2 separate regions of the Homo sapiens genome follow, and region 2 is linked to region 1. The links are chromatin contacts, found by Hi-C or POLR2A ChIA-PET in ENCODE. All regions are on one chromosome and are shown on one strand. Each heading gives the region's core, a stretch centred on a gene start or an enhancer-like site at or near the end of the contact. The rest is flanking DNA. Distances are from core to core; before and after follow the strand shown. Region 1 overlaps SETBP1 (SET binding protein 1). Region 2 overlaps SETBP1 (SET binding protein 1).

Region 1 (4,492 bases), core at 871-3,370:
CAGTGAAATGAAATGCTTGGGAAGAGGCAAGTACAGGCACCTGCTACGACTTACTGTGTGCCCTAGGCAAAGTATTCCACTTCTCTAATCTTATTCTGTCCCCATGAGATGACTGTTATAATATGATCCTCATTTTACAGATGAGGAAACAGGGCAGGGGCAAAGAGACTAGATGTTCCATATCACACACTAGTGATGTCAGTTAAGCTCCAAATCTAAGACTAGACTCTTCCAAAAAGTTTTCTCTTGGCCACACATAGTGACTCAGGCCTGTAATCCTAGGACTTTGGGAGGCCGAGTCAGGCAGATCATTTGAGGTAAGAAGTGTGAGACCAGCCTGGGCAACATGGTGAAAGCCCATCTCTACTAAAAATGCAAAAATTAGCCAGTCATGGTGGTACGCGCCTGTAGTCCCAGCTACTCGGGAGGCTGAGGCACAAGAATCTCTTGAATCTGGCAGGAGGAGATTGCAGTGAGCCGAGATCATGCCACTGCACTCCAGCCTGGGTGACAGAGCAAGACTCTGTCTCAAAAAAAGTTTTCTCTTAACTACTCTCTTTTTCTTTCCAAATCATCCTTCTTATTGATGCTACTCTTAGTCCAAACAAACATCTGTTTCTTTTCTGATTTCCGATTTTCAGGCTGGCTGGAGTTTGTGGGACCAGGAATGCTGCCTGATGAAAGGTTCCTTGGAATTTTCCCATAGAGGACAATCTTTTGCCTGCCACCCATGAATGTTTCTGTCTTTCCTTTTTTTCTTTCTTTCCTTCATTCCACAGATATTTATTAAGTTCTTCTCAAGCTCTCAAATATCCTAAACTTAATTTGTGTAAATATTGCTACAGCCCAGGTCACAGTGAAATCTTAGACTGAGACACCACCTTCTATTTACACAGGCAGCATGAACTGTTGTTGCCCTATTTGGTGAATACGGCATAAAGTATCCAAGAAACAGCCCAGACACGGAGAGAATATTTTCTGAGCAGTCAGCATAATGAGATTGAATGAGTCCTAAACTATGTCAGAAAATCTATATTTAACTCCCAACTTTGCTATTCATTCTGTCAACCTCAGACAAGTCATCTGAACTCTTTCTGCTACATTGTCTTCAAGTATAAAATGGAACTCATAGTTTCCTCTCTTATGAACTTTACAGGGATGTTGGGTGGTATGAGGGATAACATAAATGAAAATGGTACCAGAAAGTGAAGGCCCCCACCTCCCTGAACCTGGTAACACAGATTTTGCCAAATAAGCCGCTTCCCTGGTTTCCCAGACCTCATCAGTGCATGGCTGCTGTCCAGCCTGCCAATTCATTGACTTCACCATGCCCTATTAATTGATTCTGGGGAACCCCATCAGGGAAAGAAATTAATAGGTGTAGCTGTTTGGAGATAGCCCTATTCTCCAGAGAACCTCCTGAATGTCCCTCTGAGTAGATATCAGGGAAAGGACACCCTTCTCAACCTTCTGTGTGGGATAGGAATAGCGTGCACCAGGATGCCTGTGAGACAGGTGAGCTGGAAGCCCTTACTTGCTGCATGTCAGTTTCCTTATTTGTAAAACGAAAAGGTGGTGAGTCTTACTTGGTGGTTTTTGAACAGTGCTTTCCAAGTGCTGTGTAGGGCCCACTCTAGGGTCACTGCCTGGGGAGAGGCAGTTTGGTGCAGGATATTTGGGAGTGTTTCCAGCTCTCTGATCCCAGAGTTACTCAGCTTTTACTTTCTTTATTTGTTTATGCTCCAGCTGTGATTTTATTTCAACCAAGGGTTACAAAGCTTTAAAATTTTTTTAACCCAGGACCAAGTTATATCTAAATGCCCGACTTTGTGGTTCTCTGATACAGTTACTGAGTGAGTTGTCTTTCTTTCATCTTCTTCCCTTGTCTATGTGCAAGGGGTTCAATGCTCTGATGCCTCCCCATCCACCCCCAGCAGGAGGGTTGGAGCTCTGCCTCCTCGAGTTGTTGATTTCTGAGTCCTCAGCATTTCCCTCACCCTCTCCAGCTTGTCCTCAAGCCTGCCAGTGTCTGTTTCATGCAGCAAAGGCTGTGAGGTGCCCTGGAGCTCTGTGTCCTTGGCTTCAGCACTCAAAGCCCGTGCATGGCAGGGCTCTGGGATACTGGGCTTCAAGGGGATGACTCTACTACTCACCATGACTTTTGGGACTCCCGGGAGCCAGGTTTGGAGAAGGAAATAGAAGGGGAAAGGAAGCCCTGAGCATGTCAGCCCCCACCACAGCGAGCTTGTGTCTCACCTAGAAAAGCCTCCTAGTGCTCATGTGCCCTTAAATGGACTTGTTCACCATGGCCCTCCCACAGCATGCCGCCCTCGGTTTGTATTTTGGAGGGCTTAGTAGATTAGATGTCTGAAAGCCAAAATCCTTCCCGGTGCTGCCGAGCCATTCATACTTTCTTCTCAATAAACAGTTGTCAGACAATTGGATTAAATGAACCCCCACATATAGTCTACTTCAAAATAATAATCCTCGGGACAGCCTGTTCCTCTGCATTATCTGTGTTTACTTTTGGATCTGGTCACAATGCTCTGGTTATACTTTCTGGCAACATGCACTTATGGGGCAAGGGTCACTGGGGTGGAGCCACCACCTCATCCTGAGGAAGAGGGGCCCAGGCTCAGCTGGAGTGACCTGGAGCGTAGGTTTCCCCAGGCCAGGCCTTCTCCATGAAAGGCTTCCTCGGCAGCGGCCTTCCAGGAGAGGATCCCAGTGAAAAGACCACTTGACTCTGAGTTAGAAAACATGGAATTTATCCTACCTGGCCACTAACAAGCCATTGGACTATCAAGAAATGGAAGAGATTTCCCTCATAATCATAGGTTTCTTGTCATTAGAGATGTTGAGGCAGAGATGGGTGGCCCTTGCTCTGAAATGCTGAGGACAGGAACCCAGCAGTAGGTAAAAAGTTGGATCAGATATCCTCAAAGGTCCTTTCCAACTGTGAATGTTTCCACTTCTAGCCTTCTCGTGCAGTTCTACCTAGTGCACAGAATTGCTAGAATGTTTACAAAAGAAGATGTACATAAAAACATTTGACTATATAATATGGCAAGAGAATGTGAGAATTTGTGTTCTAGTTATCAACTTTAAATCTGAGGTGATGATCTTATGTGCACTGCCACTGGGATGGACCCCACAAATGACAGTTCAACAGAACTGTAGGGGAAACTCCCCTTTCCCTGGAGCACTTTGCAGAGATATGTCAACTTCCAGCAGACTCTTCTCCTGGGGCTTAATATCTATAGCAGTCCCACTTTGGATTCTGCTGGAGATAAAGAAGTAGCAAAGCCAGCATAGCTCGGCCCAGTGCCCTTTTCACACTCATGTGGTTAAGGATGCCAGTTCCTGTACTAGACCTTGAGCTCCACGAAAGCATAGCCATGTCCATTCCATTCTCTGCCATGTGGTCATCATCTAGTCCACAGGGTCTGTCACATAGTTTGTGCTCAGTAAATATTTGTTGAACAAAAATATAATACATTAAGAGAATTAAGGAATTAACCATAGGGTTCTGACTCTGCAGGTAGAAACTATTTAGAGATGTGAGAGCTCATTTCACCTAGGTCTCCATTTGCATGTTACTCTATCAGAAAGGGTATCCTTAGCCAGCCTGTCTAAATCAAATCCCCCCATCTTTTTTTTTTTTTTTTGGAGACAGAGTCTCACTCTGTCACCAGGCAGGCTGGAGTGCAATGGCACAATCTCGGCTGACTGCAACCTCCACTTCCCTGGTTCAAGTGATTCTCCTGCCTCAGCTTCCTGAGTAGCTGGGACTACAGGTGCACACCACCACACCCAGCTAATTTTTGTATTTTTAGTAGAGATGGGGTTTCACCATGTTGGCCAGGATGATCTCGACCTCTTGACCTCGTGATCCACCTGCCTCAGCCTCCCTAAGTGCTGGGATTACAGGTATGAGCCACCATGCCCGGCTAGATCCCCCCGTCTTTAAGCTTGTCCCCATATCCTCTCTGGTTTTTCCTTAATAATCTGTGCCATTTGATTAATATATATTTATTATATTATATATATGTATACATATGTGTATTGTATGTACATATACACACATACATATGCATATACACACATATGCATATACATACATGAATTTGTATCTAAATATTACATATAGGTTTGTATGTATGTCAGATATATCTCTGTCTGTGTAAACACACACACATATAGATATAAACATAGTTTTTGGGTTGTTTGTTTTCCTATCTCCTTTCTCCCCACTAGAATGTAAGATTCATGAGGGCAGGCAGGCTGTTTTGTTCACTAATTGTCTTAGGTCATTTTGTGCTTTTATAAGAGTATACTTCAGACTGGGTAATTTATAAGGAACAGAAATTTATTTCTCATAGTTCTTCAAACTGGAAAGTCCAAGGTCAAGATGCAAGAAACTTACCTGATCTCTCTGCTGCCAGTATGGTGCCTTGAGTGCTGCAACCCTCAGAAAGGAACATTATGTCCT
Region 2 (3,997 bases), core at 705-3,204, 130 kb after region 1:
ACATCAGAAGATTTACATAATAATCAAGATTTCTGGCTTTATGAAACTGTCATCTTTGGGCTCAGATTTTTAACTGGGAATAATTGATTGGAATAGGATAAATTTTCCCCATTAAATGTGCCATAGTCTCTTGTGTTTACCATGCCCTGCCTCCTACCTTTCTTCATAACCCTGACCAGCTTCTCTCAGTACCTTGAATGTCTGGCTCCCTACAGGGAGCCATTGAAGGCATTGAACTGGAGCAGAATCAAAACAGTGTGCAGGAACAGTTAATCTAGCAGCAATGATGTGTCATCTGCAGTAATATCTTCCGTTATTTAATTATGGAATTTAGGGGGTTGGAAAAGGCCTTCGAGATGGTGAAATTCAGAGAAATTTGGCACTCCAATACAGACAAGAGTATAAAATTAATGAGGAAACCCAGGTTTTATCAGTCTTTTTCTAGCTCCCTGTCTTCTTTGCTTTCTTAAGGAAATATAGCATGAAATTAGCTTTGAAATGAGGCAGCAGTTGCTTTGATTATTGCCTTCACAACTTCTGAGATGTGTGCTCTTAGGAAAAAAATACTTGGTTTTCATCTCTGTACTGTAGAGGAACTAAGGGACACTAATCAAGGTCCTCAAGTGGTTGTAATCACAATTAAATGAGGAAATACATGAAATACTGCAATATACACTGTAGGTTTTCAAAAAATGTTAGTTCCTTCCCTCTTTGCCTTCATTTGAGGGCAAGAGCAATGCATTCTACTTGCCTTGTACGGTGTAAGGTATGATACAAAGCATAGCTGTTACAAAAATAGTCCGTGAGTTTGTGAATGGTTGAAAGCTACCTCCTCACCCCCACAACTAGTAAAGAGTAAAAGTCCTTTTTGTCCTCTTTCCCCTATCCAGGACACCTAAAGTTTAAGATCTGTTGTTTTAATGTCCATTGGAACTAACTCCGTTAGTTTATTTTATGGAATCAGCTTTTGAAAGGGACATAAGGAAAAACCTCACTTTCCCTCTCTCTTGGAGTGTCTGACCTATTGAAGAACACTCTTCCCCAGGAATTATGTTTTCCTTGATACCTCTTTAAACTAAAAGAGACCAGATAGTCTTCATGAGACAATCAGGAAATGTGAGTTAGTGCTACCAATGGATAGTTTCAAAAGACAGAGAGAAGGAACTGATCGAAGGAATGGAAATTTTTCAGTGGTCCCAGCAATGTGTGTGAACACTCTGTGTGGCCGGGATCCAGGGCTAGCCAGCATCAGAAAAATGACAGGACTCAGAACAAAAGAGAATATGCCTAATACTACCTATAAATTCAGCAGGGATCCATATCAGCCTCTAAGCAGGCTTCCTGGAGTGCCTGGGGATAGTTTTGTTACTCAAAAATTCTCCTCCAGGGCATCTTCTTGTTCTCCAATGCCTGAAGATATTTTGAGAGGACACTTTTTATTTTGAAATCTAGTTTTGTTAGTGCCTACCTAGTCACAATCCTGGTCTTTGTCTTATACAAGTTGCCAGAGTTAAGTGATTTGGGCTTTACATATGGAAAGTTCATTTTGTTGTGTAATTAATGGGAAGCAGACTCTGGGAAGCTGATGATCCAGGCCCTTATTTATATGAGAGCATATGTCTGTGTTTTGTTTATGACTCACTCTCCTACTCCACGCATTGTAACTTGGATTTGTTTACACTAACTTTTCCTAGAATCCAAGCCACATGGTGTATGAGCCAATAATTTATGGTCTCTAAAAGGGAAAGATGATGAATGAGCTTTTTCTTCTTAAATTGTCAAATCTTAAATTGAGGAGGGAGTGTTTGCCGTCTTGAGTCTGTTCAAGCTTATACTTGAAAAAAAGAAAAAGTTAAAGCAATTTTTTTTCAAAAAACTCCTAGTATAGCACTCAGAATGTGAATGTATATATATTTGCCAAGAGAGCATATGACCCTTCTCCCGTAATAAACCATTATGATTCTGATTCACATGCTTGGCAATGAAAAGACCATTCATAGTGGAGGCTATACATGTGCTGGGGCAAGGGAATATATGGGAAACCTCTGTCTCTGTACCTTCAGTTTAATTTGGCTATGAATCTAAAACTGCTCTAAAAAAGTCTATTCAAAAACAACAAAAAAGACCATTCCTTCCCCCGCTTCTCTCTCTCCCTCTAATGTATAATATGTGCATGTGTTCCTTTTCCAGGGGACCCATCGTTTCAGTCAATCTTAACGTTCTTAACATCCTTAATGTCCTTAAATGTTCAAGCTGGTTTTCTTGGTGACTCTTAATAAATTCCAATCTTGCTTTAGTCCATGTTTTTGTCATTGAAACTCCACTTCTCTTATGGAATGAAGTTTAGGTGTTGGTCTATATTTCACAGTACTTGGTTCTGAGAGACTTTCAGTTAATGGTGCTCTGAACGGAGTAGGGAACAGCTGAAATATGTGAGGACCTAATTTAATTGACAGTGATTTGAATCTCCAAAAACATCCTTTCATGCCTCAAACACAGACTTTACAAAATAGATCGTAAGTGCTAAGTCAAGTCACGTAGATTGATTTCAAGTAAGTCAGCTAGACTCTGTGCTGCTCACTAGGGGGAAGGCACAACATTCCATGCCCCGTACAGTGCCTGGCACAAACTGGGCCTGAATCAATGTTTATTCCAAGCATGAATATGAAGGGCTAAGAGATGGTCCTTGTCCCTTAGGAAAAATAGAGTTTACGAAGAGCGTTCATATAGATTAATCCCATAATCATAATAGAGGGCAGACTAAGTGAAGTGCCATCAGAGAGATACAGGCAACATAGAGAGGAGCAAACAGATGAATGCTGAAATGAGAGTCCATGCATGGCTTTTAGGAAGAGGACTTAATTGGACTTTTAAAGAATGGGTGGAATATACAAAGATATGAAGTGTTCATAAAAAGCTTTAAGACTGAATTATAAACTGAATTCCAGTGGAAATTTGGGAGCACTGGAACAATGCCTGGTATTGCTTTGTGTTGTTTCTTTTATTTTTTTCTCACTAGGGCAGAAGAGTTGCCTCTGGATAAGAGAAAAATGCAAGACTTTTTTCCCTATTCAACATCAGATGTAATATCCTCTCTGACACTTACAGAAATAATAGAGTTGGGCACACACACCTGTAGGCTATGCAAAATTATTGTTTCTGTGGTTCATCCATCATCTACTAACCAGACAGACAGGAGAAAGTCGAAAGCAATTGGTGTGAATTGCTTGTTGTTTTTAGGGAGAATACAAAGATAGTTAATTTTGTAAATTGACATCTTTTTCTTTAAAAACTTCAATAAAGAAAAAATGATAGCATGGCTTTTAGTCACTTGAATCCAGCCCAGAGGTAGTTAAAAGGACAGGCATTAACTTTTAGAGTATTCGAGCCCTTTGAAAATTCCTAAAAATCTGAGAACTCTTTTGAGAAAACAAAATTAAGTTTCAAAATTTTCACAACAGACTAGAATATTAATTCACAAAGTTAATAAAATTAAACTTTGCAGATTTAAATAGAAGGCTTGCATTTAAGCTTAACACCCAATTCCACATAGCCTTGGCCAGTGTTGGTAGCTGTTTATTTGAAAGTGTTTAAGGGAGTTAATTGAGCCTCCATTTAACATGAGCCAACAGTAGAATGTTGTTGGGGGAAAAAAAAAATGCAGTTTTTAAAAAATGTAGCTTTTTTTAATATAAATGTGGTGCCTTGAACACAGAAAATAATCAAACCAATTTTTCTGTACTAACCACTTCATATCTAGAAAATCAGTTCAATTCTAGGCACTAAAATCTCAGATCAACTTTAGCAGATGATATAATCTCCAGAGAGTGATCAAAATGAAAAATTTGTTTTGATCTAGAATTCATCTGATAGGAAACACAGATGAAGGATTAGAGGATGTCTTACCCAGAGCACAGAAAACCTGGAGGTATATGACTTTTGTAGAATTATGTTTATTGAGAAGCAAGGGTCCTTTCAAGAAATTGAGAGATTTGTC

What was found. Hi-C counts contacts between places; a loop is a spot of excess contacts on that map. ChIA-PET counts read pairs that join two places held with the same protein, here RNA polymerase II (POLR2A).
Region 2: a loop to region 1 is called in a map of PC-3, with 2.5 times the contacts of the local background. The contact joins two enhancer-like sites. A Hi-C loop is called at or near these places in 2 of 168 maps with a recorded cell type or tissue (PC-3 and psoas muscle). POLR2A ChIA-PET finds 5 or more read pairs at or near these places in 1 of 52 experiments (MCF 10A).

The regions. Positions count from the first base shown.
Region 1 is chr18:44,915,696-44,920,187 of GRCh38, forward strand. The region is part of intron 3 of SETBP1 (SET binding protein 1); the gene reads left to right. Among named protein-coding and RNA genes, the nearest start is that of MIR4319, 52 kb to the right of the region's middle. Within about 2 kb of position 2,121, at least 8 of the 41 ENCODE cell types and tissues checked have a DNase peak (open chromatin) inside an H3K27ac peak, as active enhancers do.
Region 2 is chr18:45,049,482-45,053,478 of GRCh38, forward strand. The region is part of intron 5 of SETBP1 (SET binding protein 1); the gene reads left to right. Among named protein-coding and RNA genes, the nearest start is that of MIR4319, 81 kb to the left of the region's middle. Within about 2 kb of position 1,955, at least 2 of the 41 ENCODE cell types and tissues checked have a DNase peak (open chromatin) inside an H3K27ac peak, as active enhancers do.